Linked DNA regions of Homo sapiens: region 1 is linked to region 2. A link is an interaction called in ENCODE POLR2A ChIA-PET data of the cell type or tissue named here. Cell type or tissue: MCF 10A. All regions are shown on one strand.

Region 1 (4,000 bases), 250 kb before region 2:
TACAGTTCCCTCTCCCATGTACCCTATATCCAACTGGTTACCAGGTAATGATAATTATAATTTTTTAACATTTCTAACATCTGTTTCATTTTCTTCAGCACTGCTATCAATTTTCTTCACAACCTTGTTTCCAGCTATAGCAAGTTTAGCAGTTTCCAATACATTCCCTATATTGGATCTCTTTTGCATACTGTCATTGGATTATTCTGTCAAAACACACTACTTATCTCATTGCTTTCTAAATTCCTAATCTGGAATCAAGTAATAGATAGTGAAGAACTCAGCTATGATGATATTGTGGCATCTTGGCCAGAGTATTAACGGGAATAGAGAAAAACTTCTTGATTAAATTGCTACCCTCCATGATGCATGAAAGGGGCTGGAAGTGTAGTCTAACTCTCTCATTAGATAGGCATCCTCCCTAATGTGTGAACCAGTTTAGAAATTAAGCCATCACCAATGTAAATAAATCCCACCTTAAAGGAGTTGTTGATAAGATCATCAGGTAAGAAGATAAAATCAGAATAAACAAAGAAATAGTCCACTCTTTTCTGGAGAAGCCCTATATATATTTTCCAATTTAATCACAACCCATCTCTTTCCAAAAAGGAATGAGGCAGCTGAGAAAAAAGGGGAAAAAATTTCATTGAGCTTAGACCCAAAAGGGAAATTTCGACTAAAAGGGGAAAGCAGACATGCCAGTAATAAAATGTAATAGAGTTGATGTGGTCAAGGATAATACCTGGCTTTTAGCTTCTTTGCAGCCAAGATTAAAAAAAGAAAAGAGACAATTACAAAACTCACTATTTGAAAAGACAGCACATGTTCTTTCTTATGTCAGTGGTGTATAATTCAAAGAGCACTAAGTTATTAGTATCTGCTACTTATTAACTTCATGGCCATGGACAAATCACAATCTTACTAAGCCACAGTTTTTGCATCTGTGAAATGGAGGGAATACTGCGGCTATTTAATTCCCAAGACAAGAAATAAATGCATTTTCTAAACTAACCAATATGAGAGGTTTATATGGAGGCTAGATGTCACAGAAAAAAGAGAACACTAGGAAGTCATTAGATGTTCTGGCTCTGCAACTTCTATGATTTTGAGTAAATCCCAGCCTCCTCGGTCCTCAGTTTCATTAGCTGTGAAATGAGGATGCCACCACCCCCACAGCTATTTGTGTGATAATTTCTGTAAAAGTCATAATTTGTAAAGCACTGTGCAAATGTAAAGTATTATTATTATAAGCTAGTTTGTAGCTACTATCTTAACTTGAGGTTATTTTAGGATATGGGACTAAAGAAATGTTTCGTTTGGCAGTATGCCAGGCTTTCAGTAACAAATGTATAGAACAGTTACATTTTCAACAGTATGTCTTGCTATTTCAGGAATGGGAATGGGGTGATATAATACTTCTTTACAATAAACTCCCAGGGCACTGAACTTGGTGTGTTATTCATAAAGTAGTTGTCCAGTGAACACTTAACAGAACAGGATAAAATCTACTAGGCAGTTACCTTTTCTATACGCCTACAGGATTCAAATGTACCTTGTTGGAACAGCCAAAAAACAGCTTCTCTATCTGCCACTGGAGTAAGCGGCAGTGCAAAGTGAGCTCAGTGAATAATTATTTTATAGTTTATTGTTTCCCTATTTAATGGATAAGAAGGTATGAAAAAGAATTGGAAGTTCCATTCATTTGATCAGTCAACAAATATTTATTGACTACCCACTATGTGCCAGGCACTGTTCTAGGCTCTGGAGATAGAATAAGAACAAAATAAGGCTGGGCGCTCATGCCTGTAATCCCAGCACTCTGGGAGGCTGAGGCAGGTGGATCACTTGAGATCAGGAGTTTGAGACCAGCCTGGCCACCATGGTGAAAACCCTGTCTCTACTAAAAATACAAAATAGCCGGGCGTGGTGGCGCATGCCTGTAATCCCAGCTGTAATCCTAGCTACTTGGGAAGCCGAGGCAGGAGAATCGCTTGAACCCAGGAGGTGGAGGTTGCAGTGAGCCAAGATCACGCCATTGCACTCCAGCCTGGGTGACAGAATGAAACTCTGTCTTAAAAAAAAAAAAAAAAAGGTCAGGCACTATGGCTCACATCTGTAATCCCAGAACTTTGGGAGGCCAAGGTGGGAGGATTGCTTGAGCCCAGGAGTTCAAGGTTGCAGTGAGCTACGATTGCACACTGCAGCTGGCAGCCTGGGTAACAGAATGAGACCCTGTCTCAAAAACAAAAACAAAACAAAACAAACAAATGCAAAATAAAGACCCTGCTCTCTTGGAATCTGTATTTTAGTGGGAGGAAATTTATTAACAAGATAAATAAGTAAAAAGCAGTCTGTTACATGATGGTTGAGTGCTATGAGGAAAATTGGAACTGAGAAAGGGAATACAGAGTAATAGTGGGAGGAACTACTTTTAATTTTAACAGCTTTGAAATGTAATTAAAATACCTTAGAATCACCCAATTGAAATGTACAATTCAATGATATTCAATATATTCAGAGTTAAGCAACCATAACCACGGTCAATTTTGAAGCATTTTCATCACTCTATATATAAAGCAATCACACTCCATTTTCTCCCTTCTCTCAGCCCATAACAACTACTAATCTACTTTCTGTCTTTGAATTTGTCCATTCTGGACCTTTCATATAAATGGAATCATACAATATGTCGTCCTTTGTGACAGGCTTCTTTTATGTAGCATAATCTTTTCAAGGTTATCTGCGTTGTAGCTTGAACCAGGTACTTCATTCCTTTTAATTGCCAAGTAATATTTTATTGTAGGGATATACCTTATTTTGTTTATCCATTCTATCAGCTGATGGACATTCAGGTTGTTTGTACTTTGGCTATTATGAATACTGCTATGAACATTCATGTTAAAGTTTTTTGTGTGGACATAGTTTTGTTTTTACCCTTTGGCATATATAGCCAGGACTAGACTTGCTGGATCATATGGTAACTCTATGTTAACCTTGTGAGGAATTGCCAGACTGTTATGCAAAGCAACTTCCCCATTTTACATTTCCATAAGAAGTGTATGAGGGTTCCAGTATCTCCACATCCTCTTCAATACTTTTATTTTTGTTTTGTTTATAGCCATCATAGTGGGTGTGAAGTAATATCTCATCGTGCTTTTGATTTGCAATCCCTGACAGCTAATGATGTTGAACATCTTTTCAAGTGTGTGTGTGTGTGTGTGTGTGTGTGTGTGTGTTTTAGCAATTTGCATACCTTCTTTGGAGAAATGTCTATTTGGATTATTTGCCCATTTTTTAAATTGATTGTCTTTTTATTATTAAGTTGTAAAGCTCTTTATATTTCTAGATACAAGACCCTTATCAAATAGATGACTTGCAAAAAATTTTTTTCATTTTATAGGTCATCTCTTCACTTGGTATCCTTTGAAGGACAAAAGGTTTTAATTTTGATGATGTCTATTTTATATTTTCTTTTGTTACATGTTACTTTTGGTATCATGTCTAAGAAACCTAATTCAAGGTCACGAAGACTTACCCCTATGTTTTCTTCTAAGAGTTTTATGGTTTTAGGTTTTACATTTAGGTCTTTGATCCATTTTGAGTTAATTTTTATATATGGTATAAACCAGAGGTTCGGCTTCATTCTTTTGCTTGTAGATATCCAGTTGTCATAGCACCATTTGTTGAAAAGACTACATTTTCCCCATTGAATTTTCTTGGCACCCTTGTCAAAATTCAATTGAACATAATTGTGACGGTATATTTCTGGACACTTCTATTCCATGGAGGGAGATACTACTCTATATAAGGTGATAAGGAAAGGTCTCTCTGAGGTGACATTTAAGCAGAATCCTGAACGTAGTTAGGAAGTGAAGCATACTGATATTTGGGGAACAACATTCCAGGTTATGGGAATAGTAAGTGCAAAGACCATGAGATGGGAGTGTAACTGGTATCTTTGAGGTAAGGAGGCCGGTGTAGCTTGAGTGGAAGAGCAAAG
Region 2 (4,000 bases):
ATCACCATCCTGAATAAGTGATGCAGAAACGCTGGCTTGAGACTCAATACATTTCTTTTAACTTGGAGTTCAGAGATCTGTGCTAATGAGGAGCCTGGCTGGCTGACCTGCTGACCATACCAAACGAAGCTAAAGAAGATTTCCAGGCCAGGCGCGGTGGCTCACGCCTGTAATGCCAGCACTTTGGTGGGCCGAGGTGGGTGGATCACTTGAGGTCAGGAGTTCAAGACCAGGCTGGCTGACATAGCGAAACCCCGTCTCTACTAAAAATACAAACTATTAGCTTGGGGTGGTGCTGCATGCCTGTGGTCCCAGCTACTCGGGAGGCTGAGGCATGAGAATCGCTTGAACCCGGGAGGCGGAGGTTGCAGTGAGCCGAGATTGTGCCACTGCACTCCAGCCTGGGCAACAGAGCGAGACTCTGTCTCAAAAGAAAAAAAAAAAAAGAAAAATTCCTAGACCTGGATTTGCTCTTGAAAATGAAATAGACTTCTTCTGATTTCTGTAGGAGTGACTTTTATGGAGACGAGTCACCTTACGGCTGTCTGAGGAAAGTGCTGTGCCGATGAGGCATACTGCAGTGACAACAATAATAATTGCTAAGATACATTGATTTGAGTGTATCTTAGCAATTATTATTGAATAATTAACATTGAACACTGTACCAAGCACTGCAATAAAAACTTTATGGGTATTAACCTGTTTAGTCCTCCCAGCCATTCTAGAAGTGGTATTCTCATTATCCCTGTTTTAGAGATGAGGAAACCCAGGCTCAGGGTGGTTGAGTAACTTTCTCAAGGTTGCATGGGTGCTGAGTGTGGGAGCTAGGACTTGAACTCAAGTCTGCCTGGCTCTGAACCTGAGCTCTTAATCTCTATGTTAAACTGCTTCCATCCAATCTGCAGCTCTGACCCGGCCAGCTATCTGGCACATCTGGGCTTTTGGTCCAGGGGGATGAGGTGATAACAGCAGGGATGGCTCCGTGTAGACTCAGCACTGCAGAGGAAAGCACAGCCACCCGATGAAACAGTGGAGAGGCGGGGAGTGCAGGGCACTGCAGAGGTGGCAGGAGAAGGTGACCTGAGTCTATCCAACCTTGACATTCAGTGACTTGGCCATCTCAGATCTGTGAATGGGCCTGGCAAATGCCTATTTTGAACCTTGAGTTTGAATGGTCTAAAAAACCCTGCCAAGATGGGTAGCAAGAGGCTTTCTGGTAAACTGCTCTGAAATGGAGTGAAGACACCGATCCCCTGTGTGGCCCAGTGACTGGAGAAAGTGTGAGCCAGCGGATGAGTCAGCAGTTGGAAATAGCATGCCTGACACCAGCTGCGTTCATAGGAACATGTCACCCAAGCAACCATCCTGTCTCTGCTCACAGCACCGTGAGGCCTTCTCCAGGGGACCTGTGCGGTTTGGGTCCCCCAGGTGAGGCATGGCATGGATCTGCAGAGGAGCAGGAAAGGTACCCCTTAACTTCCAAGAGCAAGTCTGGCCCTTGTGAATTATTCAGTCATTCAGCAAACAGCAGCTGAGCCCCTACACCATGCTAGCAGTGACTCAGGCTGAGTTCACAGGCTGTGGGGGAGGGAGGCACATGAGTAATTACCATGTGATGTGCTCAGGGCTGGGGTGGGGACCTGTACCGAGTAACAGAGCTGGGGGGCAGGGTAGGGGAGCACAGTCTCAGTGACCTTGGCTAACAGTCCAGAGGAAAACCTGCAGGAAGGAAGGCTGCGGAAAACGTTCATGCTTCACTTAGAGGAACGTCTTATTCCTGACGGTCCTGGAGATGTGTGATACAGGCTGGGTCTCCCTTATCTGAAATGCTTTGAGCCAGAAGCATTTCAGATTTCAGATTTTTTTTTTTTTGGAATATTTGCATTACCCTATGGCTATCGTTTTAAGCCACATCTTTACCACACAGAGAATGAGCAAAAACTAGGTGAGTAATGCACGCAGGTCTTAGCCCCACATGAGCCATTATGGGGAACCTGTTGTTGGAGCATCCGGCCTGCACATGTGCCATTTTGCTACCCTTTGTGGGCATGCTTGAGCCGCAGGATCTGGGCATGCCCAGAAAAGAGAGTGCATCGCAGCTGAAGGAGGCTTTTTGGGGATGCTGAATAAACTGCGTGCTGTGCACCTGTGTTTTCACTACAACCTGTCACATGAAGTCAGGTGTGGAATTTTCCCCTTGTGGTGTCATGTCAGCACTTTAAAAGTTTTGGATTCGGGGCCAGGCATGGTGGCTTCACGCCTGTAATCCCAGCACTTTGGGAGGCCGAGGAGGGTGGATCACCTGAGGTCAGCAGTTCGGGACCAGCTTGGCCAACATGATAAAACTCCGTCTCTACTAAAAATACAAAAATTAGCTGGGCATGGTGGTGTGCCTGTAATCCCAGCTACTAAGGAGGCTGAGGTGGGAGAATTGCTTGAACCTGGGAGGCGGAGACTGCAGTGAGCCAAGATCATGCCACTGCACTCCAGCCTAGGCAACAGAGCGAGACCCTGTCTCAAAAAAAAAAAAAAGTTTTGGATTTTGGAGCATTTCAGATTTCAGATTTTCGGATGAGGGATGCTCAGCCTGTATTAGAAGGGGAAGCCAGCTCTGTCTGGCTCTGGAGGCTGAGGGGTGAAGACGTCCTCTCAGGCACCTTCTCAGGACCAGGGTTCTCTACTCTCTGGGGAGGACTCTGTCCTCTGGACCCTGCTAATTCTGGTTTGACCTCCTTCTCTGGCAGGTGACAGTGGCCCTATATCTGTGAATGCTTTACATGGAACACCCATACCAACCAGAGGCACCCCTGTCCTAGAGATGGGCCTCTAGGAGGGGGCAGATCAGCTCTGGACACACTTGGAAGTAGGTCCCAGCAGTGGCCTGGGCGGTCCCCGGGCCTCAGACACACAGCTTGACTCCATTCCTAGCGTTTTACTCTTCCCTCTGGAGGCCTGGAGGGTGCCTTGTGGCTGCCATGGCAACAGAGGCGGGGTGCAGGGGTAGTTCCCCATGCACACCCTGAGGTGGGCTGAGGCCTACACCAGGGTGGAAAAATCCTAGGATATCCTCCCCTTAGGCTTTTCCAGGTTAGAAGATGGGGTGGTCACAGCCCTTTCACACTTCGGCCCTTGGGTTTTCTAAGGAATTTGCTAAGGGTGCCACTGCCCTTAGCAGTGAGGATTCTTAGTAGAATCGGGGAGAAGTATCTGTCTGACCTGAGGATCATCCTTGGGCAGTAGACTTTTTTCTCCTGGTACAGCTCCCTCAGGTTGACGATCTCAAGCACCGTCACCAGGTTCACAAATGCCCGAGGAACCTGAGAAAAGGCAAACTCAGTCACCAAGAGGATGAGGCTGGGCAGCCTTTCACCTCGGTTTGGGGCCTGCTCCTCCTGCTGAAGTTTCAGATCTAGGGACTTCCATCTGCCCCCATCCACTTCCTCCACCCGTCCCTGCTCCCCCTCTATGCATTTGGGCTGGGATCCACAACAAAGGTGACCTGCCAAGGAGGTCTCAGCAGGATGCCAGAGCTTCCTCTAGGCTAGGTCTGAGGTCTAAGATGCAGGCCTCATGGCCTAGCCTCCGTACCTCAGCATGGAGGATGTCCAGGGCCTTTCCAATGTTGTCTGTGAAGTTCTGGGGAGAATAGTGGACCTGCAGGAAGAGGAAGTGTCCCTTGAACACCATTTGTCACCTAATCTCTCTACAGAACAGGGCTACTTTCTCTCTTGGGTCCCCTTCTTTTTTTTTTTTCTTTTTTTGAGATAGGATCTCACTCTGTCTCCCGGGCTGGAGTGCAGTGGTGTGATCATGGCTCACTGCAACCTTCACCTCCTGGGCTCAAGCAATCCTCCCACCTCAGCCTCCCAAGTAACTGGGACCATGGGTGCGTGCCACCACACCTGGCTAATTTTTGTATTTTTTGGTAGAGATGGGGTTTCCCCATGTTGCCCAGGCTGGTCCTGGGCTCAAGTGATCCATCCACCTCAGCCTCCCAAAG

What was found. ChIA-PET counts read pairs that join two places held together with the same protein. Peaks named below come from ENCODE experiments on the same cell type or tissue, not always from the same donor. Only the 100,000 strongest peaks of a DNase experiment are listed, where the experiment ranks them.
Region 1: POLR2A ChIA-PET joins it to region 2 with 5 read pairs; 5 of 35 experiments call an interaction of 5 or more read pairs at or near these places.

The regions. Positions count from the first base shown.
Region 1 is chr2:28,833,318-28,837,317 of GRCh38, reverse strand. The region is part of intron 6 of SPDYA (speedy/RINGO cell cycle regulator family member A); the gene reads right to left. Among named protein-coding and RNA genes, the nearest start is that of SPDYA, 24 kb to the right of the region's middle. In MCF 10A, no CTCF peak of the experiment used is centred here; no DNase peak of the experiment used is centred here.
Region 2 is chr2:28,581,722-28,585,721 of GRCh38, reverse strand. PLB1 (phospholipase B1) reads right to left here. Exons shown (of 58, transcript NM_153021.5): 24 at 3,589-3,654; 25 at 3,217-3,317. Among named protein-coding and RNA genes, the nearest start is that of PLB1, 88 kb to the right of the region's middle. RefSeq lists an enhancer at 1,198-1,257. In MCF 10A, no CTCF peak of the experiment used is centred here; DNase peaks (open chromatin) are centred at 1,291 and 1,581.